Regions from separate parts of the Homo sapiens genome. Here regions 1 and 3 are each linked to region 2. Evidence: chromatin loops called from intact Hi-C (ENCODE). Cell type or tissue: endothelial cell of umbilical vein. All regions are shown on one strand.

Region 1 (8,000 bases), 440 kb after region 2:
TACCTTCTCATGAACTATTTTTTTGCAATACAGTTTTTTCCTTAGCCACACATCTTTTTGGGTTAAATTTATGTAAATAAACACATTACAAAAACATTACAGGATACATTGCCTAGAATTTATTGTAATTGGCTTTGATGTTAATAAGGATTAAAAATAATATGGCAAGTCTGATCAATGAGAGTACTGTGCACCTGAAGCATATATGTGTCAGTACCATTGTTCTGGAAATTATGAAGAGGAACCAATCAAATGTACTTTAAGTATAGCTATCTGGAATGCTTGGGACCAGGTGTGTTTTAAAAATTCAGGTTTCAGATTGTAGAAAGGTAATATGCAGCATATACCACATAGATTGTGATATCTCCACTGGGATCAGATGCAGCATCCGGTGATCAAATAATATTAACATTTCTGCAGTGAAACATGAGTATTCACACTAAGAATAAGATGAGGACCATTAAAGGCCTTACACCAGTCAGGTGCAGTTTGGCTGCCCTGGGAGTTTAGGACTGTCTGAATACTGCCAAGTGAGTTTTATCATAATCAAGTGAATTATGATAAAACTTGATTTCGAGCTTTTTGGATTTTGCAGTTGCAGGCGTTGTAGGAATAGCACTGTCCTGTTGGGCGGCTGTCAGTTTTGCGCACCTCAGCTTACAGTGTCAACATACTTGGAACGTGACAGTTTGTATTTTCATTTTTTTTTATTATTATTATACTTTAAGTTCTAGGGTACATGTGCACAATGTGCAGGTTTGTTACATATGTATACATGTGCCATGTTGGTGTGCTGCACCCATTAACTCGTTATTTACATTAGGTATATCTCCTAATGCTATCCCTGACAGTTTGTATTTTCATAGTTCCTTTATCTCTTAGGATTTCTCCTGGCCTGGATCCAAAACACTGCATGGGAGAGGCCGCCTTGTGCCTCTAATCCAACAGCTGTGCTTAGCTAACAGCTCATGACAGTGTAGAGGGGCACAGGCAAGGCTGTAACTCCCTGAACCAGGTGATATGCAGCAGTTCAGGTTTTCTTCCTTCTGATCAAGTACCCCTTTGATGGAGTAAGTTCAAGAGATCTATAGTACAACACAGTGACTGTAGTTAATAACAATGTATTGTATTGAAAATAAAAGAGTAGATTTTAAGTGTTCTCAGTGTTGTAGAACCCCTAAATGTAGGTCCACGTGTTGGATGGGCAGTAAGCCAAATACTGACACATCAGTGCTTAGCAGCAGAGAAAGGTGTATTCATTTTTCCAAAAATGACATTGTGGGAGAGGCAATCGGTCAAATCCTACCTGCCTTTGAACGTAACTGGGGGTTTTTGTGAGTAAGGCAGCTGTGCAGGAGAATGAAATCCCCCAATGATCAAAGTTGTTTGTGTCCCGCAGCTCAATCAGACTTCTGGATGCCATCAAGGAGGTCTGCATGACCTAAGGATCATTGTTCTTTGAAAGGAAAACAAGTTCATTAATCTTACTGGCTGCCAGGGTTAGGATGCAAAGTTAATCAATTATTAGTGACTACCGTCTACCGAATGACTACGTGCAAGCAGTCATGCATGGAGGAAGAAAAGGACAAAGAGAAAGGAAAATAAGTAAAAAACAAACGTTTAATGATTTTGATAATATAGGCTCAGTTACATCACCACAAACATGATAAGTATGTCAGGTCATGCATGTCATAATTAGCTCAATTTCCACTTTGCCTACATATTTCAAAACATCATGTTGTACATGATAAATATGTACAATTTTTGTCAGTTAAAATAAATACATTAATTTGTTTTTAAAGAACTCCTTTGAAAACAGTATACCTAGTCCATATACCCTTTCGGCCTTTTCTTCTCCTACAAGGCTCAATGTATGCCCATGATTTATGTTTTCCCATCCATAGGTATTTATTTAACCTGGTTCCAGGAAAAAAAAATGCCTCTGTCGACGAAGCAAGTCAAACTCTGTAAAATATTTTAAGAGATTTATTCTGAGCCAAGTATGAGTGACCATGGCCTGTGACATAGCCCTCAGGAGGTCCTGAGAACATATGCCCAAGGTGGTCGGGGTACAGCTTGGTTTTATATATTTTAGGGAGGCATGAGACATCAATTAAATACATTTAAGAAATACATTGGGCCGGGTGCGGTGGCTCACGCCTGTAATCCCAACACTTTGGGAGGCCAAGGTGGGTGGATCATGAAGTCAAGAGATTGAGACCATCCTGGCCAACATGGTGAAACCCCATCTCTACTAAAAAAAATACAAAAATTAGCTGGGCATGGTGATGCATGCCTGTAGTCCCAGCTACTTGGGAGGCTGAGGCAGGAGAATCACTTGAACCCAGGAGGCGGAGGTTGCAGTGAGCCGAGATCGCGCCACTGCACTCCAGCCTGCGACAGATCAAGACTCTGTCTCAAAAAAAAGAAAAAAGAAAGAAATACATTGGTTTGGTTCAGAAAGGTGGGACAGCTCACAGCGGGGGCTTCCAGGCTATAGGTAAATTTAAACATTTTCTGGTTGACAATTGGTTGAGTTTGTCTGAAGGCGTGGGATCAATGGAAAGAAAATGTTCAGGTTAAGATAAAGGATTGTGGAGACCAAGTTTTATTGTGCAGAGGAAGCTCTCAGATAGCTGACTTCAGAGAGAGCAGGTTGTAAAATGTTTCTTATTGCACTTAGAAGGGTGCCTGGCTCTTAGCTGATTATCTCCTGGATCTGGAAAGGAAGGAAGGAAAACAAAGCGGGGAAAGGGGATTCTCTACAGAATGTGGATTTTTCCCACAAGAGACTTTGCAGGGCAATTTCAAGGTATGGCAAGGAAATATATTTTGGTTTTCTTTCTTTGCCAGTATCAGATTGGAAAGTAACTCTTGATATACAGGGTTAAATAAAACGCATCCGATGAGAATTTATGGTTTGTAGGGCATGAACTCCCCAGACCCCTTAGATAGGAATTTGGGCAAGATAAAAAAAAATCAGATCTTAGTCCTCACCTCTGCCTTAATTATCAGGAATGTTGAGTGAATTGTTTTGCTTCTCTGAGGCTCATTCAAAAGGGGAAGGTAATAAATTAGCCCCACCATTTGTCTCTGCCATGCCTTTGTTGGAACTATGGAAAAAACAAAACAAAACAAAAATCAGGTCTCCTTCTTGAAGCCATCATACTGCCATCTGCTGGGAAATGGTAATAACAAGTATAAACATTTATAGCTACTACAATTTAAATAGCACCTCCTGGAGTTGTTTGCATACAACCTGCAGACTTCTGCATTGAAGCCCTGGTGATAATGCCATGCCTCCTCTGTAGAATTGTGAGGACCAAATGGGATGGTAAATATGAAACTGTGTATAAGTCATAACATTTTATAAATTATTATTGTCCTGGAAACTGCCATCAGGTTTCGAGATGCCAAGAAGGTCCCCACTATCCCTGTGTATAAACGGTCAATACATAAATTATAAAAAGTATGGGAAAGGCAAGTGGTGGTAAGCCTGTATCTAAATTAGGGAGAGCTTTTTCTCAGAATAAATTAGAGTGAATATTTTACTGAATTGTATGCCTTCCTAGGTTATGGAATAAAATACAGGAATATTTTAAACTTAGCTAATCATGCTAAGTTTCACATAATACAGAAACATATACACAAAAAATACAGTAAGAAAACATTTTGATTCACCTCAGTCTCTATAAACTTGACAATAGTCCTTGATAGTGAATAGTTCAATGAGTGTCATCCTTTATTCATGAGAGAAGTTTTTCAGAGTATTATCGGATAAATTATTTTGGTTTTTTGGTGCCCTCAAGACCTCATTATTTCAAATAGGTTGTAATTGACATTTTCCAGTGGCAGTCAAATACCTTAATTAGTTTTATTAGAATGAAAATAAGTAGATTCTGTCTGGAAATACTAACTAAATTACTTAATCAATTTAAAGGTGTCCTGTATGCTTGTGCTGAAATTTCTGTCTTTGATAAATAGCCTCTAACTTTACATCTGCATAGAGTCAAACTAAGCAGGGGAAAACTCTTTGGATTTTTTTTTTCAGTATTATGCTGGGTATATAATTTCACATGTAGTATGAGAAAACAGTAATGTTTCTGTAAAACTAAAATTAATATATTCTGTTGCATCCTCATGGATGTGGAAGAAATATATTCATATTATGTTTTGATCCACTCTATTAAAGGCAATTTTAGTTTTTTCTATAATGATTGATGTTAAGTGGTGATGGTAATTTGCTATATGTCCCATAAGAGTTCAAAGCAATTTTTATATATTTGCTTAATTGGTTGCTGCTTATAACAACTGTATGGGGTAGAGAGTATTATTATCTTCATATTATAGATAGGGAAACTGAGGCATGACTGTGTTATGTCATTAGTTCAAGGTCAAAAATCTAGTAAGTGGAGTTGCTACACAGAGACAGTCGAACAAGTGAAATATTATCTCTGCTTAAACACTCACAGAATATTTATAGGATGACATTAATGAAAACAAGATTGGTTAGTTCTTGGGTTCTGAAACTTAAAGTGACAAGTATAATTATTTCCTAGTACAAAGCTGACAAATGGCTAAACTATTACAGATTTTATAGTTAGAGATTACAAACTAGCTGGGCGCAGTGGCTCATACCTGTAATCCCAGCACTTCGGAAGGCTGAGGCAGGAGGATAGCTTGAGGCCAGGGGTTTGAGACCAGCCTGGGCCACATGGCAAAACCCCATCTCTACCAAAAATACCCAGAAAAAATTAGCTGGGCACGGTGGTGCGTGCCTATAGTCCCAGCTACTAGGGTCGCTGAGGTGGGAGGATTGCTTGAGTCTGGGAGGAGGTCAAGGCTGCAGTGAGCCATGACCATGCCACTGCACTCCAGCCTAGGTGAAAGAGCGTGACCCTATCAATAAATAAATAAAATAAAAATAAATGGAATCATACAATGTGTGGTCTTTTGTGACTGGCTTCTTTCACTTAGCATAACATTTTAAAGGTTCGTCCATGCTGTAATATATCAGCACTTCATTTTCATTTCTTTCTGTTGTCAAATAATACTCCATGGTATGCAGATACCACATTTCATGTAACCATTCATCAGTTGATGGACACTTTAGTTGTTTGTTTTTTTAGCTATTATCAATAAAGCTGCTATGAACATTTGTGTACAAGTTTTCGTGTGCACGTATGTTTTAATTCCCGGGGGAGTTAATACTAGAGGTGGAAATGCTGGGTCATATGGTAATTCTATGTTTTACCTTCTGAGGAACTGCTAGTTTTGAAAACAAATCGAGTGTACCATTTTTTTATCCCCACCAGCAGTGTATGAGTGTTCCGATTTCTCCACATTCTCACTAACACTTGTTATTATGTGCCTTTTCAATCATAGCCATCCTGGTGGATGTGAAGTGGTATTTCATTATCATCTTGACTTGTATTTCCTTGATGGCTATGATGTTGAGCATCTTTTCATGTGCTTATCTGCTCTTTTATATCTTCTGTGGAAAAATGTGTATTCAGATTATTTTTTGACTGGGTTGTCTTTTTATTTCTGAGTTGAAAGTGTTCTTTACTGATTTGGATACAAATCCCTCATCATAAAAGTGATTTATGATTTGCAAATATTTTCTCCCATTCTGTGGGTTGTCTTTTCACTTTCTTGATGGTGTCCTTTGATGTACAAAGGAGTTTTTTTTTTTTTAAAAGAGATGGGTCTCACTATGTTGCCCAGGCTGGAGTGCAGTGGCTATTCATAGGCACAATCATAGCACACTGCAGCCTCAAACCCCTGGACTCTCCTGGCCTCAAGCAATCCTCCCACCTTAGCCTTCTGAGTAGCTGGGACTACAGGCGCATGCCACTATGCCCAGCTAAAAAAACTTTTTAATCTTGATGTGTCTAGTGTATTTTTTTCTTTTGTTGTTTGTGCTTTTGGTGTCATACAAAACTGTTGTCTAATCTAAGGTCATGAACATTCATGGCTAGGTTTTCCTCTAAGAGTTTTATAGTTTATCTCTTACATTTAGGTCTTTGATCCATTTTGACTTAATTTTTGAATATGATATGAGGAAGAGATCAACATTACTATTTTACACGTGGGCATCCAGTTGTCCCAGCACCATTTGTTGAAAAGACTATTCTATTCTTTCTTTCCCCTATTGAATTATCTTTGTACCCTTGTCCAAAATCAACTGGTCATAGATGTATATATGGGCTTATTTCTAGACTTTCAATTCTATTCCATTAATTTATATGTCTGTTTTTATGCCAATACTATAGTATCTTGATTATAGTTTTTTTGTAGCAATTTTTGAAATAGGAAAGTTTGCTAGTTCTTTTTCAAGAAGTTTCTTCAGGACTGTTTTGGCTATTCTAGGTCCTTTGCCTTTCCATATAAATTTTATGACCATCTTGTCAATTTCTGCAAAGAATCCAGCTGAAATTCTGTTGGAGTTTGCATTGAATATGTAAATAAATTTGGGTAGTATTGCCATCTTAACATTCAGTTTTTTGACCCAGAAACAGGGGCTGTTTATCCCTTTATTTAGGTCTTCTTTCATTTCTTTCAACAATGCTTTATAATTTTCAGAGTACAGATGGTCCTTGACTTGTGAATGTTCGTCTAGACTTTTTTATTTAACAATGGTGTTAAAGCAATACCATTTAGTGGAAACCATACTTTGAGTACCTATACAACTGTTCTGTTTTTCATTTTCAGTACAGTAGTCAATAAATTACATGAGATAGTAAACATTTTATTATAAAATAGGCTTTGAGTGGGGCTGGGCGTGGTGGCTCATGCTTGTAATCCTAGCACTTTGGGAGGCTGAGATGCGTGGATCATCTGAGGTCGGGAGTTCGAGACCAGCCTGACCAACAAGGTGAAACCCCGTCTCTACTAAAAATACAAAAATTAGCCGAGTGTGGTGGTGTGCGCCTGTAATCCCAGCTACTTGGGAGGCTGAGGCAGGAGAATTGCTTGAACCCAGGAGCCAGAGGTTGCAGTGATCTGAGATTGTGCCACTGCACTCCAGCCTGGGCAACAGAGTGAGACCCTGTCTCAAAAAAAAAAAAAAAAAAGGCTTTGAGTTAGATGATTTTTGCCCAACTGTAGGCTAACGTAAGTGTTCTGGACACTTTTAAGGTAGGCTAGACTAAGCTAGAATGTTTGGTAGGTTATGTGTATTAAATGCATTTTGGACATGATATTTTCTTTTTTTTTTTCTTTTTTGTTTGAGATGGAGTCTCACTCTGTTGCTCAGGCTGGAGTACAGTGGCATGATCTTGGCTCCCTGCAACCTCCACCTCCTGGGTTCAAGCGATTCTTGTGCCTCAGCCTCCTGAGTAGCTGGGAATACAGGCACGTGCCACCACGCCCAGCTAATTTTTTTTTATTTTTTATTTTTTAGTAGAGACGGAGTTTCACCATGTCGGCCTGGCTGGTCTCAAACTCCTGACCTCAGGCAATCCACCCGCCTCAGCCTCCCAAAGTGCTGGAATTACAGGCATGAGCCAATGCGCCTGGCCATACTTAGGATATTTTCAATTTACAATGGTTTTATTGAGATGTAACCCCATCACAAGTTGAGGAGCATCTGTATACATTTTGCACTTCTTTTTTTTTTCTTTTTTTAAAATTTTATTATTATACTTTAAGTTTTAGGGTACATATGCACAACGTGCAGGTTTGTTACATATGTATACATGTGCCATGTTGGTGTGCTGCACCCATTAACTTGTCATTTAGCATTAGGTATATCTCCTAATGCTATCCCTCCCCACTCTCCCCACCCCACAACAGTCCCCGGTGTGTGATGTTCCCCTTCCTGTGTCCATGTGTTCTCATTGTTCAATTCCCACCTATGAGTGAGAACATGCTGTGTTTGGTTTTTTTGTCCTTGCGGTAGTTTGCTGAGAATGATGGTTTCCAGTTTCATCCATGTTCCTACAAAGGACATGAACTCATCATTTTTTATGGCTGCATAGTATTCCATGGTGTATATG
Region 2 (8,000 bases):
CTCCGCCTCCCAAAGTGCTGGGATTACAGGCGTGAGCCACCGCGCCTGGCCATTTTTTTTTTTTTTTTTTTTGAGACAAAGTCTCATTGTGTTGCCCAGGCTGGAGTGCAGTGGTGCGATCTCGGCTCACTGCAACCTCCTCCTCCCGGGATCAAGTGGTTCTGCCTCAGCCTCCCGAGTAACTGGAATTATAGGCATGCACTACCACACCCAGATAACTTTTGTATTTTTAGTAGAGACAGGGTTTCACCATGTTGGCCAGGCTGGTCTCAAACTTCTGACCTCAAGTGATCCTCCCGCCTCGGCCTCCCAAAGTGCTGGGATTACAGGTGTGAGCCACCAGGCCCGACCAATGCTAGGTCTTTGCAGTGGGTCTCATATCATTCCACGTACACTGAGGCGCACTTGTTGCCAGAGACCAAAAACTTTACTGAGCACCCTTTCACCCCCAGCGCCCACTTGGCTGGGTCTATTTCCAATTCTTTTAGTCTCTGGGGCTGATGAAATGAAGATGGGAGGGTAGGGCAAGAGAAACAAGAAGAGCTAGCCAAGAAGATAGAAAATAATGATTTTCAGCTCACTGCCACCTCCACTTCCCGGGTTCCCGCGATCCTCCCACCACAGTGAAGTGGTGTCATTTGCCTGGGAAAATACCCAAGGTTCATTGTCTCATACCAAGGAAATCGAAGACACGGACACACAAGAGATGAGTAAGAGCAGAGGCTTAATAGGCAAAAGAAAGAGAAAAGAGAATAGCTCCCTCTCCTGCAGAGAGAGGGGTGCCCGAGTGGGTCTTCCAGTTCCATGGTGAGGTGCACGGGTTTTATAGACTGGCTTGAGGAGGCAGTGTCTGATTTACATAGGGCCCAAAGATTGGTTAGACCAGGTGTGACGTTTACATAGCTCACGAAGAAGCTGGCCACCCCACCTTAATCTTTTATTATGCAAATGGGTTTTCTACCTGGCCAGAGCCATGTTGCCTGTTCCTTACTGGACATGTGGTTGACAAAGAAAAGGGAAGATGGAGCTGCCATGTTGAACATGCCTAGCCCCCAGGTAACCTTTTCCTATTGTCACAGCTGCCGGCATTCACCCATGCAAGGTTCCAGCTTGCTTATCTATGTCTGCAGCTCAATTTTACAGGCTGACTTTTTCAAAAAGAAATGACTTGGGGACTGCTTTTCATTAAAAGGAAAACCTTACTGAGGACTTTCTTACCCTCACTATCTGCCTAAATCATTTCTTTTTAACTCCTATATCAATAGCCTCCCAAGTAGCTGGGACTATACGTGTGCGCCACGACACTCAGCTAATATTTGTATTTTTTGTAGAGACAGGGCTTCACCATGTTGCACAGGCTGGTCTTGGAACTCCTGAGCTCAAAGTGATCTGCCTGCCTTGGCCTTTGAAAGTGGTGGGATTACAGGCATGAGACACCATGCCTGGCCTTCAAAAAGTTAATCTAAAAATATATATACATATATCCCAGAAGGAGAAGCAGAAGGGTCAGATAGGTGAGAACCAGGGCTTTGAATATCAGAAAAACCAGGAAGAGATAATATGTCAAGTATGGAGTGATCAATACTCTCAAATGCCGTAAGAGGATTTGTGAGCAATTGAGAAAGCCATGGGATTTGTTCATTAGAATGCCACTGTGAGGCTCAACTGATGAATCTCAGTAGGGTGGTGAATGTAAAGGCTAGACTATGGGAGGTTATGGGGCTGGGAGGTTGAGAGAAGGAAAATCATATTTTATACTGTTCCTGAGACATTTAATGAAGGAAAAAAAGGAAACAAAAAAGCAACTTAAAGGTTAAGTCCCACAAATGAATTCTTCAAGTGAACTGAAGAGTAGCAAAACATGCCACTCCAAACATGCCACTTTGGCATATTGATTATTTTGAGATAAAGACAGTGAAAGGAAGGGAAATGGGATACTTCCCTGATTCCCCTTGCAGGACGTGCAACAGAAGTGTAGCTCACCTGTTCAGTTGCCTCACTGCTTAATCCCCTTGTGAGACAGAGAGCATGCAGACAGGCAGGTGCAGAGGCTGGGGTGAGCGCTCTGGGGTCTGGCCCGGCTGTAGTGTCTAGGAGTGGATGCCTGCAGCCCCAGCGTTACAAAGCTTTCAGCTTGGCCGCCCGAAGACAGCTTGAATGTTAACCAGCTTAATGGACCTTTTGCCTTTTCACAAGGGCAGAGGGCCAACATGATAGCTTGCTGTATCCCGAGCTCTTGTTCAGCGTCCTGGAAAAATCAGGTCACACACGGACTCAAAGGATGAATGCGAGGTTTTATTGAGTGGTGGAGGTGGCTTTCAGAGGGATGGATGGAGAGCCAGACGGTGGGTGGATGGAATGGGAAGGTGATCTTCCCCTGGAGTCAGGCCGCCCAGCGGCTGGACTCCTTTCCTACCGCCCCCAGCTGAACTCCTCTTGGCATCCAGACGTCTCTCCTCTTCTCTCTTTCCCTGCTGTGCTGTTCCACCGTCCATCTGCTGGTATCCTCCTCTACTCACCTGCTGCTCTGCTGTGGAGCTTGGGGTTTGCGGTTTACGTGGGGGCAGGATAGAGGGTGTGGAGGGACAAAAGGCAACCTCTTTGTCTTGAAAACAGGAATGCCTGTCCTCATTTAGGGCCGCAGGTCTTCAGGCTTGAAGGTGAGGTCTTTGCCAGGGATCCACCCTCTTCTAACCAGTATTTTCCCTGTCCCCTGTCCGTATCAGAAGCAGATGCAGATACAAGAAAACTTCTCTGCCTGCCCTCCATATTTGCCTAAAAGCAGGACATAATTTTTGTTTGTTTGTTTGTTTTTTGACACAGGGTCTCGCACTGTCACCAGGCTGGAGTGCAGTGGTGTAAACATGGCTCCCTGCAGCCTCAACCTCCTGAGCTCAAGCAATCCTCCCACCTCTGCCTCCCAAAGTGCTAGGATTACAGGCATGAGCCATCACGCCAGCCAGGACACAAATTTTTTTTTTTGAGACAGAGTCTCGCTCTGTCGCCCAGGCTGGAATGCAGGGGCGCAATCTCGGCTCACTGCAAGCTCCACCTCCCAGGTTCACGCCATTCTCCTGCCTCAGCCTCCCACGTAGCTGAGACTACAGGCGCCCGCCACCATGTCCAGCTAATTTTGTTTTTTGTATTTTTAGTAGAGAGGGAGTTTCACTGTGTTAACCAGGATGGTCTCGATCTCCCGACCTCGTGATCCACCCGCCTCGGCCTCCCAAAGTGCTGGGATTACAGGCGTGAGCCACCACGCCTGGTTCACCAGGACAAAAATTTTTAAAGGTGTCTGCCCTTCCCTTTCTACCAGGAAGGACCAAAGTTAATCACTGGAGACAACTGTAGATTCTTATCAGCCCAGAGATGACACCAGAGGAATCTACATTTCAAACTTCATTAACTAGCTCTTACCATCTATTAGTTCCCCCATTTAAACATATTTACTTTCCCACAATTTATCACCCTAGAAACTTAAAGTCGTTTTCCTTTGTATTATCATTTCTCTACAAATGTTCTTTCTTATGAAGCTAGAAAAAACTGAGGCATGGTTTAAACGTCAAATAATTTATCTGAGCCAAATGTGAGTGACTGCAGTCTGAAAACACTTCCAGGTTACCTTGAGAAGTGCTCCAGAAATCAAAAAAGAGACTCGGGCCTTAAAAGAAAAAAAGGATGAATCAGGAAAGGGGCGACTAGAAAAGTTGTTTTTCGCTAGGTCTGGGGCTTTGGGGAGGTGGGTTTCCCATTTGCAAAATGGAACTTTAAAAGTCCACGGCACCTAACATTTCCAAGCTCCTCTAAATCTTCCAGGAAGCACAGGAGATGCAGGGCAGATGGGAGCATTCTCATCCTGCAGATAAACAGGCCTGGGGTCAGCTGGGAGGTTGGAAAGGCAGGCACTAGAATACCAGGTACTGGGTGAGTGAAAGCACAGTGTGACCTGGCAAGGGAAGGGGAGGCGAGAGCAAAGCAGTTGCTGTCTCTCCAGTTTCTCCTTCACTAACCACCTCAGCCCAGGGCCTGGAAAGAAAAAGAACTTAAGGACTTCCACAGGCTGAGACTGGATGCTGAAGGTGGACAGTGGCTCACACACCTTCTTGAAGTCAAGTGGCTCCTCCCCTGCCCACCAGATGCCAAGAGGGTCTGTTGGACCCAGACCTGTGGTGACAGCTACAAGAGAAGGAGGAGACACCAAAGTTGAGTTTGCTTTATAAGTGACATTGCAGGCTGGGCTGCAGTGGGGGGGCAGGATGAAGATTCAGGCTGTACTTTTCAAGGGACCAAGGGCTTGGGATCCACATAGGCCTCCCACACCGTCAGATGTCAGCTCCATCAATACTGAAAGACAATAGGAGATGAGGTAGGGAGGGGGTGAGAACGTGGGGAGAGGGAAGGGAGGTGGTGGGAAAGAGAGGAAGGAAGAGGTGAGGAAAGGCAAGGAGGAAAGGGAAGGGAAAAAAAAGTTGTTTTTCAACTATTATGATCAGTGTGATCGTATCTAAAGCAGTCTTGGAGTCAGGAGACAGGCTGTAATTGTTTAAAAGGTGGCCTGTTCCTGGGGACTTCCCAGCTCAGCAGGAAGCAGTCACAGATGTTTTGGCAGTTGTTTAGCCAGGAAGTTCTCTGCTTAAGACATGCGTGGGGTGGCTGGGCGCCGTGACTCATGCCTGTAATCCTGGCACTTTGGGAGGCAGAGGTAGGGGGATTGCTTGAGCCCAGGAGTTCTAAACCAGCCTGGGCAACGTAGTAGGACCTTGTCTCTATAAATAAATAATTAATTTAATTTTTTTTTTAAAAAGACAGGCCTGAGGTCCAAACCGAAATGGCCTCCCGACTCCATTTTATGTGCTTTGACTAACCCGTCACTGTTTCCCTTCATCATTTTGTTAAGATGCTGGACAAGCCCCAGTTCTAGCCACCCTTTTTAGTTACTCATCACTGAATGCTCCCATGTGTATACAGGCAGCACATGTTAAAAAACTTTTTCGGCCAGGCGCGGTGGCTCACGCCTGTAATCCAGCACTTTGGGAGGCCAAGGCGTGCGGATCACGAGGTCAGGAGATCGAGACCATCCTGGCTAACAAGGTGAAACCCCGTCTCTACTAAAAATACGAAAAAAATTAGCTGGGCGTGGTGGCGGGCGCCTGTAGTCCCAGCTACTTGGGAGGCTGAGGCAGGAGAATGGTGTGAACCCAGAAGGCAGAGCTTGCAGTGAGCTGAGATGGGGCCACTGCACTGCACTCCAGCCTGGGTGACAGAGCAAGACTCCGTCTCAAAAATAAATAAATAAATAAATAAAAATAAACTTTTTCTTGGCCGGGCACGGTGGCTCACGCCTGTAATGCCAACACTTTGGGAGGCCGAGGCGGGCGGATCACCTGAGGTTGGGAGTTCGAGACCAGCCTGACCAACATGGAGAAACCCCATCTCTACTAAAAATACAAAATTAGCTGGTCATGGTGACGCATGCCTGTAGTCCCAGCTACTCGGGAGGCTGAGGCAGGAGAATCACTTGAACCTGAGAGGCGGAGGTTGCGGTGAGCTGAGATGGCACCATTGCACTCCAGCCTGGACAACAAGAGCGAAACTCCGTCTCAAAAAATAATAATAATACAAATAAAAAAATAAAAAATAAATAAAATAAAATAAAAACGTTTTTATCTTGTTAATCTGTCTTTTGTCAATCTAATTTACAGGGCCCAGCCTGTAAATCTAAAATGAGTAGAAGGAAAAAGAATTTTTCCCCTCCTGGGCAGAACACTCTTGGGCACGTGAGCCTTGGCTTCTTAACCACATATCTGAGCAGCCAGTGTGGCAGTGGTGAGTGGCAGTGGAGAGACTCCAGGAAGCAGCCATTTCCCTATCCTGGGTGCTTCCTGTTTCTGTCTAATGCTACACATAGTCCATGGTTTCAGTATGTTGTATGTGTTTGATTGTCAATCCCTGTAATTACATCCTACCTAAAATATGCATTTTTGTTCCCGGAACCAAGCCGGGTCCGGCTGCATTTTCTTGAGGCCCAATAACGAGAAGCAGACAGACTAGGAAAGAAGGGAATTTATTGCTGTAACCAGATACAGGCAGAAGGCTGGAGATAATTCCACCAGGCCAACTCAAAGTGTCAACAATTGTCTTAGTGTTTATATAGGTTGGGGTTATGCGCCTGTGTGCAGTGTAGCATTTGCCTAAGTCTACTGGTAACTAATTTTGTTTCAACTAGAAGGTCAGAGGCAAAAATGCTTTCTAAGTCGGATTAAGCTGTGAGCGGCCCAGTACCTACAAGGCCTGTCTACTGTGGTACCAGAGTGATTATTTCTATCTTATCTGCTTTACAGCTTGGTCTGGAGGGCTGCCTTAGACTCTCCAATGAATCTATTCGAACAGCTGCCTCTGTTACCTTGACTGTCTCAGATTTCGTTGACCCGAGACGGGTCCTGGCACTAGGAATGAAAGACTGTCTCTATTATTTTGGTTTGCTCCAGGTTAGGGAGAAGCCCACGCAAGGCTCCTACTGACCATATGTTTCATTTCTAGCTTTGCTGTCTGGGCACCAATTTCCCTAGGTTTAACTATTTGCTCAATGTTAAGGCAGCTCTGGGGAAATTCGTCTGTGTAACTGGGGTGCTATGCAGGCCTGTCTGTTTGACTGTCATGCAGGTCTGTCTGTGTGATCATCAGGGAGAATCGGCCGGCCACATTTTCAATCTTTCTCCTCTTCTGGAAAAAATAACCACTCAGTCTTTAGCGTCAGCTCACCCTTCAGGGTTTGACACCTGGAGCAGCAGTCAAAGAAGCTGAAAACACGACCTTCCTTTCTAGGTGTTAACTTTAGCCACTGTGGTAGATGGTCCAGAAAGATGACCACTGCTAATTCCTTTCCTCCCTGAATGTGCATACTGTTGCAGCCATCAGAGGCGGAGTCGGTTTCCTTCCCTTGAATTCCGTCTGGTTTTGCGACTTCCCTTGACTAATAAACAGAATGAGGTGGAAGTTAAAGGGAATCACAACCCACCCTATGGTACAATGATTCTTTTAAGACATTCAAGTTATAGATGCAGAAAGAAGCCTCTTCTGAGCTTCCCTTATCTGACTATAGGCAGGGCCTTTGGAGAATGAAGCTGCCATAAATCCCCTCTCTGGGGGAGCTTCCAGCCAGGAAGGAGCCTGACTGTTAGCACCTGGGTGAGAAATTGCATAAACAAACATTATCATAAACTGTAATACCTGCCATTGGTTTCCCTAAAAGCCCATTTGTACTTCCCACAGAAGCTCTAGCTTTCCCGCTCCTTCTGCCTATTAAATTGTTGTTGTAATATACCCTTACCCCTAGCTGTTCAGCAAGCTACTGCTTTCTAATGCTGTCACATGTATGAATATAAAGCATGTTCTTTTTCCCTCTAGTTAAACTGTCTAATGTCAGGAAATTTGCAGGCCCACTTCCTCCCCCCACCACCACTTGAACCTAATTTAGTGATGGAAAGGTTTTATTCCCAGTATAGTTGTGTTTTATGTTCCTGTTCTAGGCTTAAATTTTCAGGGGCCTGGAAGCTTCCATTTTTGTTTCAGGAAGCTAGATGCTATGCTTTGAAGAAGCTCAGCCAAGACAACTGGAAGAGAAGAGACTACATGGAGAGAGAAAGGCCACGTGGAGGACCACTGGGGCTCCACGCATTGAGTGAAGCCTTTTTGGACTTTTGAGCCAGCCAACTAATAAGAAGTAAAACCAACACTGTGGAGTGGCAAACAAAAGAAAATGCATTTTAATCTGGGTCTCAGGAATTGCAATTGGGAGACACAGATCCAGCAAATAGGAAAATCATGTTCCGTCTTGGTGAGATTAGGCAGAGGCTTAGAAGGACTACTGTGAGTTTACACATCTGGAAGGTTTTAGCATAGTTCATAATGGATGATGGCTGGTTAACAATTTAGTACGTCTTTGATGATCAATCTAGTTCAGCATAGCTGTCTCTTGTCGGTAAAAAAAAAAAAAAAAA
Region 3 (8,000 bases), 120 kb before region 2:
ACCAGCCTGGGCAAAATAGTGAGACCCCCATCTCCACAAAAATTTAAAAATTAGCCAGCTATGGGTGGCATGCACCTGTAGTCACAGCTATTCTTAGGAGGCTGAGGCAGGAGGATCACTCAAGTCCAGGAGTTCAAGGCTGCAGTGTGCTACAATCACACCTGTGAATAGCCACTGCACTCCAACCTGGACAACGTAGTGAGACCTCATCTATAATAATAATAATAATAAAGCAGCAAATGATATATGAATTCAGAGTTCAGGGAAGAAAACAGGGCTCTAGGTATTCATTTGGGAATCCGTAACATGCTTGTCATAAAGCTATGGGACTGACTGAGATTAAATAGGGAAAGAATGTACACAAAAAACAGAAGAGCATCAAGGACCCAGCTCTAGAGAGTCCTAATATTTAGAAGATGAGGAGAAAAAAGAGGCAGGTACTAGCAAGGAGATTGAGAAGAAGCAGCCAGTGATAAAGAGGGGAAACAGTGTGGCTTCAGGAAAACTTCAAGAAGAAAGTGTTTCAAAAAGAAAATAATGGTCAGCTACTACTGAGAAATTAACTGTGATTTGGATAGAGAACAAATCATTAGATTTGGCAAGATAAAGATGGTTGGCAAGCTTGATAGGGGATGTTTTGTGGCAGATGGCAAGTGTCGGTGGCTTTATCCAATTCTGAACAGGATATTTGCTAGCATGCACACAAGACCGTAATTCCTCTTTCATAATGAATGCTACTAATGTTACACAATGTCAGATGAGTCACTTGACAATGTAATTTTCCAGTAGCAGTGTGTTTTGCTTTCTCTCTGAGCATATTTTGAATAATTTCACATTAGGTTTTTACAAACCTTTTGACAGCAGTAAGAACTGTCTGTTTTAGGATATAAGAAGTGCAAATCTGAATGGATATCTAGTTTTGGCCTCTTTCTGACTTTAGCAAAAGAATTATTTAATTTTTTACTATGCTGTTTTGTTTTAGAAATGAAAAATTTAATTGGTTTACCAGTGCTCAGTGTTTTGTTAGAAATCAAAATGAAGGTCGGGCGCGGTGGCTCACGCCTGTAATCCCAGCACTTTGAGAGAACGAGGTGGGTGGATCACAAGGTCAGGAGATCGAGACCATCCTGGCTAACATGGTGAAACCCTGTCTCTACTAAAAATACAAAAAATTAGCCGGGCCTGGCAGCGGGCGCCTGTAATCCCAGCTACTCTGAGGCAGGAGAATGGCGTGAACCTGGGAGGTGGAGGTTGCAGTGAGCCAAGATCGCGCCACTGCACTCCAGCCTGGGCAATAGAGCGAGACTCCATCTCAAAAAAAAGAAAAGAAAAAAAAAATCAAAATGAAAGCATCATTAACTTCATGTCAAAACTTGACAGACTTACTTAAAAGATAAACATGGTGTAAAAAAAAGAGTAGCTGGATTGCTCATTTTCAGATATCCACTTTCATACTTCTATTCACATTTTTCTTTACTTGTTTCTATAAAATTATCATATTCACCTATTTCCTCAGTGAAAATGGGGCTCTTGTTAATTTTTTATATTTGTGACATTCTCTACTTTAATATTCACATTACTATTTTCATCACTATGTTTTGGTTTAGTGAAATACTTTCAAAGTCCTCGATAACATTTTTTTCTATAAATTTTTTATTTTTTAATTATCCGGGCATGGTGGCTTCGCCTGTGGTCCTAGCTACTTGGTAGGCAGAGGCGGGAGGATCACTTGAGCCCATGAGGTCGAGGCTACAGTGAGCCATGATCACGCCACTGCATTCCAACCTGGTCAACGTACGTAGCAAGACCCAGCAGTGTTGTCTTGAGCATGTCACTTAACCTCTCCAAGTCTGTTTCCTCATCTTTCCTTTGCAAGCACAGCAAGTCCCTGTAATAAGATAGGCACAACTGTCTGATCCAGGTAGGCACGAGTTGGCAAAGACTGGAGATCTACCTTCTGCTTTGATGACTTTTCTGCATTAATCTTCTCATTTTCTACTATCCTCTGGCCAGGCACGGTGGCTCACCCCTGTAATCCCAGCACTTTGGGAGGCTGAGGTGGGCAGATCACGAGGTCAGGAGATAGAGACCATCCTGGCTAACACACTGAAACCCCGTCTCTACTTAAAATACAAAAAATTAGCCAGGCATGGTGGCCGGCGCCTGTAGTCCCAGCCACTTGGGAGGCTGAGGCAGGAGTCCATAACATTTTTTTAAACATTGGCGATATAAGGCCACACTGGTAACCACATGAAAAATTAAAGTGTTGTGAAAATATTTTAAACCAAGATGACTTTTACCTGGTAAATTTTTTTTTTTTTTGAGACGGAGTCTCGCTCTGTCACCCAGGCTGGCGTGCAGTGGCACCATCTCGGCTCACTGCAACCTCCGCCTCCCAGGCTCAAGCGATTCTTCTGCCTCAGCCTCCCGAGTAGCTGGGACTACAGGTGCGAGCCACCACGCCCAGCTAATTTTTGTATTTTTAGTAGAGACAGGGTGTCACCATATTGGCCAGGCTGGTCTCGAACTCCTAGACCTCGTGATCTGCCCACCTTGGCCTCCCAAAGTGCTGGGATTACAGGCGTGAACCACTGCGCCCGGCCTTACCTGTTAAATTAATGTTAGTGGAAACACATTGCCAAACTCAATTTTTCAAGTACATGTATCTTCAAAATACAAATATACTTCAAAGCTACTGTACTTTGAAATATGTTATCTTCAAAAATGACATTATCACTAAGAATATAGGAAGCCTTAAGAATTGAATATGGTGGTTCAAAATTAGTATTTTTCCTCTTTGTAGGGGAAATCACCCAAAAGTAACAATCAGAACTGTTACCACCTGACTGGTTCTTGCCCACTGCACAGATAAAACCAAAACACTGAGCCAGCAGGAGTTGCAGCAGAGAAAGAGTTTGATTATTGCAAGGCAATAGAGTGAGGAGGACGGGATACATTTCCCAGATCCACCTCACCAAGAATTCAGAGGCTAAGGTTTTTAAGGATGATTTGGCAGGTAGGGCATTAGGAAACAGATGTTGTGGATTGGTTGGGGGATGAAATCATAGGAGTGTTGAAACTGTCTTCATGTGCTGAGTCATTTCCTGCAGGGGAGTGGTCAGAGGACCGGTTGAGTCAGTTCCTTTGTTGCAGTCACGGTCACTGTTCAAGCTGGTGTCAGTTGATTCACCTGAAGGCAAAGTCTGAAAAATATCTCAGAGATCAGTCTCAGGTTTCACAATAGCGCTTGTGACTGCCTGTTACATAACTCCTGAGCAATAAGCAATTATAGAAAAGCAAACAAGAGAACAATGATGGGCTATCATTCAACTACGCCTACAGCTTAAGAGGTGAGCTCCCTGGTGATTGAAACTGCTTGCACTCCTCAGTTGATCCAACTTCTGGAAAATACAAAGGCAGTCTGCATGACTTAAAGATCATTGTTTCTTTTTCTTTTTTTTTTTTTTTTTGAGACAGAGTCTTGGTCTGTCGCCGAGGCTGGAGTGCAGTGGCACAACCTGGGCTCACTGCAACCTCCGCCTCCTGGGTTCAAGCGATTCTCCTGCTTCAGCCTCCCGAGTAGCTGGGATCACAGGCATGTGCCACCACGCCTGGCTAATTTTTTGTATTTTTAGTAGAGGCGGGGTTTCACCGTGTTGGCCAGGCAGTGGCTCAATGCCTATAATCCCAGCACTTTGGGAGGCAGAGGCTGGCAGATCACCTGAGGTCAGGAGTTCGAGACCAGCCTGGCCAACATGGTGAAACCCCGCCTCTACTAAAAATACAAAAAATTAGCCGGGCGTGGTGGCACACGCCTGCAATCCCAGCTACTCGGGAGGCTGAGGCAGGAGAATTGCTTGAACCCGGGAGGCAGAGGCTGTAGTGAGCTGAGATCGCACCACCGTACTCCAGCCTGGGCGACAGAGCAAGACTTCATCACAAAAAAAAAAAAAAGGACTATGTTACGTAATCATGCCTGGTAGATGAAAATGTCAAAGGGAAAGAAAGTAAGTGTAACAAACATCTATTAGCTGTGCCTCTATTTTAACAAAATTTAGGCCTCTCTAAATTACAAAGTAAGTGGAATGGTTGAGTGTGGGAGGGCATTAGGGGTGCAGATTTTAGAAGTATTTTATTAGATTTAGGGTTTGGGATTAGATTAGATGAGGGGTAATAAATGATTGCTAGGGAGAATGACTGGATCAGGGAACAGAAATTAACTTGTAGGTAGTTCTCTTTGGAATTTAAATGATCCTTGGAGAGAGTCAGTCATTATCTTGAAAAAGGGTCTGTTTAGGTGTGGTTACATTTTCGGTCTTACAGATGTTACCAAAACACCCAAGATTCAGTCTAGGTCCTGTTGCTCCCCTCACAGAAAGCCAATCATTAAGACAATGAGTATTGCCAGGGAAGAAGGCTGTAATCCAGTGCTGCAGCAGAGGAGATGGGAGATCAGTCCCAAATCCAACTCCCTGACTGTCTAAAATTTGGGATTTGTATAGCAGGGAAGAAATGTAACTATGTGTGGAAAAACGGGAATTTTAGGGAGGGGTAAGGAAGAGAAAGGGGTCAACAGGAAGCAGGCAGTCATGATTGGTGAGGCGTCTGGCTCCCTTTGTCCAGATGTGATGATCTGGTAAGTTTCAGCTCCTTGATACTGTCTGGGAGGACTGATGGTTTCTTTTCTGAGAAAGCAACTCAGATAAGACAGATGTAATTTTCTCAAGTTTTAAGACCAGGAGGATAAATTTCTATGTTTATTAAAAAGAACCATAAACATCACCTCTACAGGACAATTGGGCAGGTTTCCCAGGGAAGGGAAGAAAACTATTGTTCTCCTTGGTGGGTCTGGAGCTTAGGCAGGTAAAGGAACTTGAGCCTCTTTGGAAGAGCTGGTGAGGGGTGGGTAGATCAGAGAGACCTTGAGTCTTCTTAGTTCAGGATGTAAACATGCCATATTTTGGGGAATTGGTTTCTAAGCCTCAACATTACAGACAGGAATGAAAACCGACCTTGTCTGGAGGAGAACTTTCCAAGTTTGGTACAGAGGACTCCCACAGATTATGATGAAGCCATCAACTCACAAACTGGATTACCAAACACACAAGAAGGCAATCACTGTGAGAGTCAGCAGAAACAACTGATTTAGATTTCTCAAATATTTCTAGTATTAGAATTATAATTACATATATACGACATAAAACAGCTGTGTATGAAGTGTTTAAAGAAGTATATAATTTAAAAAGTGAGCCTTCAACTAGAAACAGGAATGAACAGAAACATTTTGGAAACAATCCAAAAAGAACCAGGAATTAAAAATATAATGGGGTGACTCACATCTGTAATCCCAGCACTTTGTGAGGCTAAGGCGTGTGGATCCTTTGAGATCAGGAGTTTGAGACCAGCCCAGTCAACATGGCAAAACCCCGTCACTACAAAAATACAAAAATTAGCCAGGCATGATGGCACATGCCTGTAATCCCACCACTTTGGGAGGCCGAAGGGTGGATCATTTGCGGTCTGGAATTCAAGACAAGCCTGGCCAACATGATGAAACCCCATCCCTACTAAAAAGACAAAAATTAGTCAGGTGTGGCAGTGTGCGCCTTATAATCCCAGCTGCTTGGGAGGCTGAGGCAGGAGGTTGCAGTGAGCCGAGATCGCACCACTGCACTCCAGCCTGGCCACAGAGCGAGACTTCGTCTCAAAACAAAAAAAAAAAAAAAAAAAAAAAAAATGAGGTCGGGGATGGGGAAGTGGTGGTAGGAACTCAGTGGAGGGATGAACTAGCAGATTAGATAACTCAAGTGAGAATTTGTGAACCAGAAAATATATCTAAATAACTGATCCAGAATGCACAGGGAGAAACAAGGAAATGGAAAATATGAAAAAAAGGTTAAAAGATATGTAAGATAGGATGAGAATGAGACAGGATAGTTCATAGTTCAAGGTCAAGTCTTGACCTTGACCCCCTTTGTGGGCAGGAACTGGAGTGGCTTGTTTCACTCAGCCTGCAGTCCGTGGATGGCTAAGTGTTAACAGCCCAGGCTGACAGCCTTCTGCACCTGCCCTTCTTGACACCCGAATTCTTATTCAGAGTCCAGGAAGAATCAGGTCACATAAACTTTTTGAAGGGTAGTGTATATGGAAGATTTTACTGTGTGATAAAAGTGGCTCTCAGCAGGATGGGGAATTGGAAAGGGGATGGTATGGGAAGAAACTGCTCTTTCTCTGAAGCCGTGTCTATCTGTAGTTTCCGATGCTCAGCTGCATGTATTCCTGATGCTCAGCAGCTTGTATCCCCGACCACTTGCATCAGCTGCTGAGGTTGCTCTTTTTCTTCCTTTTGTTCTGCTAGCTGGTCTGGTATTTATAGGCATATGACAGGGGGTGGAGCGGGCCAAAAAAGCAATCATTTGGGTGGAAAAAATGGGGTCAGCTGTTTCACTTAGGACTGAGGTTCCAGGCTTGAGGGTGAAGTTTAGCCTGGAGCCCAGCAGTTCTGCATCAAGAAGATTTAACATACACTTAGTTTCAATTAGAAAGATAGTGAGAAAAGAGTAGAGGCAATGTGTAAAGAGATAATGGCTGTGAATTTCCCAGAACTGGTGAGAAGCATATACCCACAGATCTTGAAAGCAAAGAAAAAAAAAATAAGGAAACAGGGAAACAAATTTAAAATATAATTTTTAAAAAATTGCAGAGAAAAAGGAAACGAGTCTAAAAATGTAAAATGGCATATTACTAAAAAAGATTCCAAGTAGTCAAGAGCAATCTATGTCCTGATAAAATTATTAGATTTCAAAAAGAATTATTTAAAAGCCAGAGAATAAATCACTTATAATGAGAAAAACAGGCTGATTTCAGATTTCTCCACAGCATTTGTTCTTAGAAGACATTATGTATACATACCAATAAAATCCTCCAGCAAAGAGATGTGACCCAGGAATTTTGTATGCAGTCAAACTGTTGCTTAAATATAAAGGTAGGTGGTGTGGTGCCTCACGTCTCTAATTCTAGCACTTTGGGAGGCTGAGGCAGGAGGATTCCTTGATCCCAGGAGTTCAAGACCAGCCTGGGCAACATGGTGACACCTTGTCCCTAATAAAAATAAAATTAAAAAAAAATTTAGCCAGGCATGATGATGCATGCCTACAGTTCCAGCTACCTGGGAGGCTGAGGTGGGAGGATCGCTTGAGTGCAGGAGATTGAGGCTGTGGTGAGCCATGGTTGCACCACCACACTCCAGCCTAGGTGACACAGTGAGACCCTGTCTCAAAACAAGACAAAACAAACACACACACATATATATATTTGTTTATATACATACATATGTATGTATGTATATAAAGCCAAAGAGTTTTGAAAACACAACATCTTAAGGGTATTGTTTGTATTAACTCACATGAAGAATCCACCAATGGACAAATGTTGTCAAACCAGAGATGACTAGAAAGCACTGGGTAGATAGCATAAGCGCTGCTGGTAAATTGGCTTAAAACTAAAATAAATGTGGGATTGTTGTTATTAAACAGAACAAATATACACATTAAGAAACATAATATAATTAACAAAAATTGAGAAGTTGTAGAGAGAAAAAGGAGGTGGAAGGAAGAAGAAAGCTACTAATTTAATTATTAGCAATTATCAGAATAGGGCATTGATAATAGTGGTTAAAGAAAGAAGATCAGGGCCGGGCACAGTGGCTCATGACTGTAATCCCAGAACTTTGGGAGGCCGAGGCAGGTAGATCACAAGGTCAGGAGATGGAGACCATCACGGCCAACATGGTAAACCCCGTCTCTACCAAATACAAAAATTAGCTGGGCCTGGTGGTGTGGCACACACCTGTAATCCCAGCTACTCAGGAGCGTGAGGCAGGAGAATCGCTTGAACCTGGGAGGAGGAGGTTGCAGTGAGCCAAGATCGCGACACTGCCCTCCAGCCTGGGTGACAGAGCGAGACTCCATCTCAAAGAAAAAAAAAAAAGAAAGAAGATC

What was found. Peaks named below come from ENCODE experiments on the same cell type or tissue, not always from the same donor. Only the 100,000 strongest peaks of a DNase experiment are listed, where the experiment ranks them.
Region 1: it touches region 2 in a loop (3-fold over the local background); 3 of 110 quality-filtered maps call a loop at or near these places.
Region 3: a loop joins it to region 2, with 7 times the contacts of the local background. A loop is called at or near these places in 4 of 110 quality-filtered maps.

What each region holds. Positions count from the first base shown.
Region 1 is chr12:32,309,078-32,317,077 of GRCh38, forward strand. All of the region lies in intron 4 of BICD1 (BICD cargo adaptor 1), which reads left to right. Among named protein-coding and RNA genes, the nearest start is that of FGD4, 86 kb to the right of the region's middle. In endothelial cell of umbilical vein, a CTCF peak has its summit at 3,178 (motif pointing left); a DNase peak (open chromatin) is centred at 3,174; H3K27ac peaks cover 385 bases.
Region 2 is chr12:31,870,921-31,878,920 of GRCh38, forward strand. It overlaps LINC02422 (long intergenic non-protein coding RNA 2422), which reads right to left. Exons shown (of 2, transcript NR_135029.1): 2 at 6,049-6,973. Among named protein-coding and RNA genes, the nearest start is that of LINC02422, 12 kb to the right of the region's middle. RefSeq lists an enhancer at 4,495-4,789. In endothelial cell of umbilical vein, no CTCF peak of the experiment used is centred here; a DNase peak (open chromatin) is centred at 4,581; H3K27ac peaks cover 1,603 bases.
Region 3 is chr12:31,746,236-31,754,235 of GRCh38, forward strand. LOC105369724 (a long non-coding RNA gene) reads right to left here. Exons shown (of 4, transcript XR_931501.3): 2 at 6,913-7,101; 3 at 5,013-5,118; 4 at 2,898-3,203. Among named protein-coding and RNA genes, the nearest start is that of AMN1-AS1, 21 kb to the left of the region's middle. RefSeq lists enhancers at 2,385-3,584, 2,571-3,156, 2,879-2,948, 2,969-3,148, 3,000-3,294 and 1 more. In endothelial cell of umbilical vein, no CTCF peak of the experiment used is centred here; DNase peaks (open chromatin) are centred at 676 and 3,186; H3K27ac peaks cover 4,164 bases.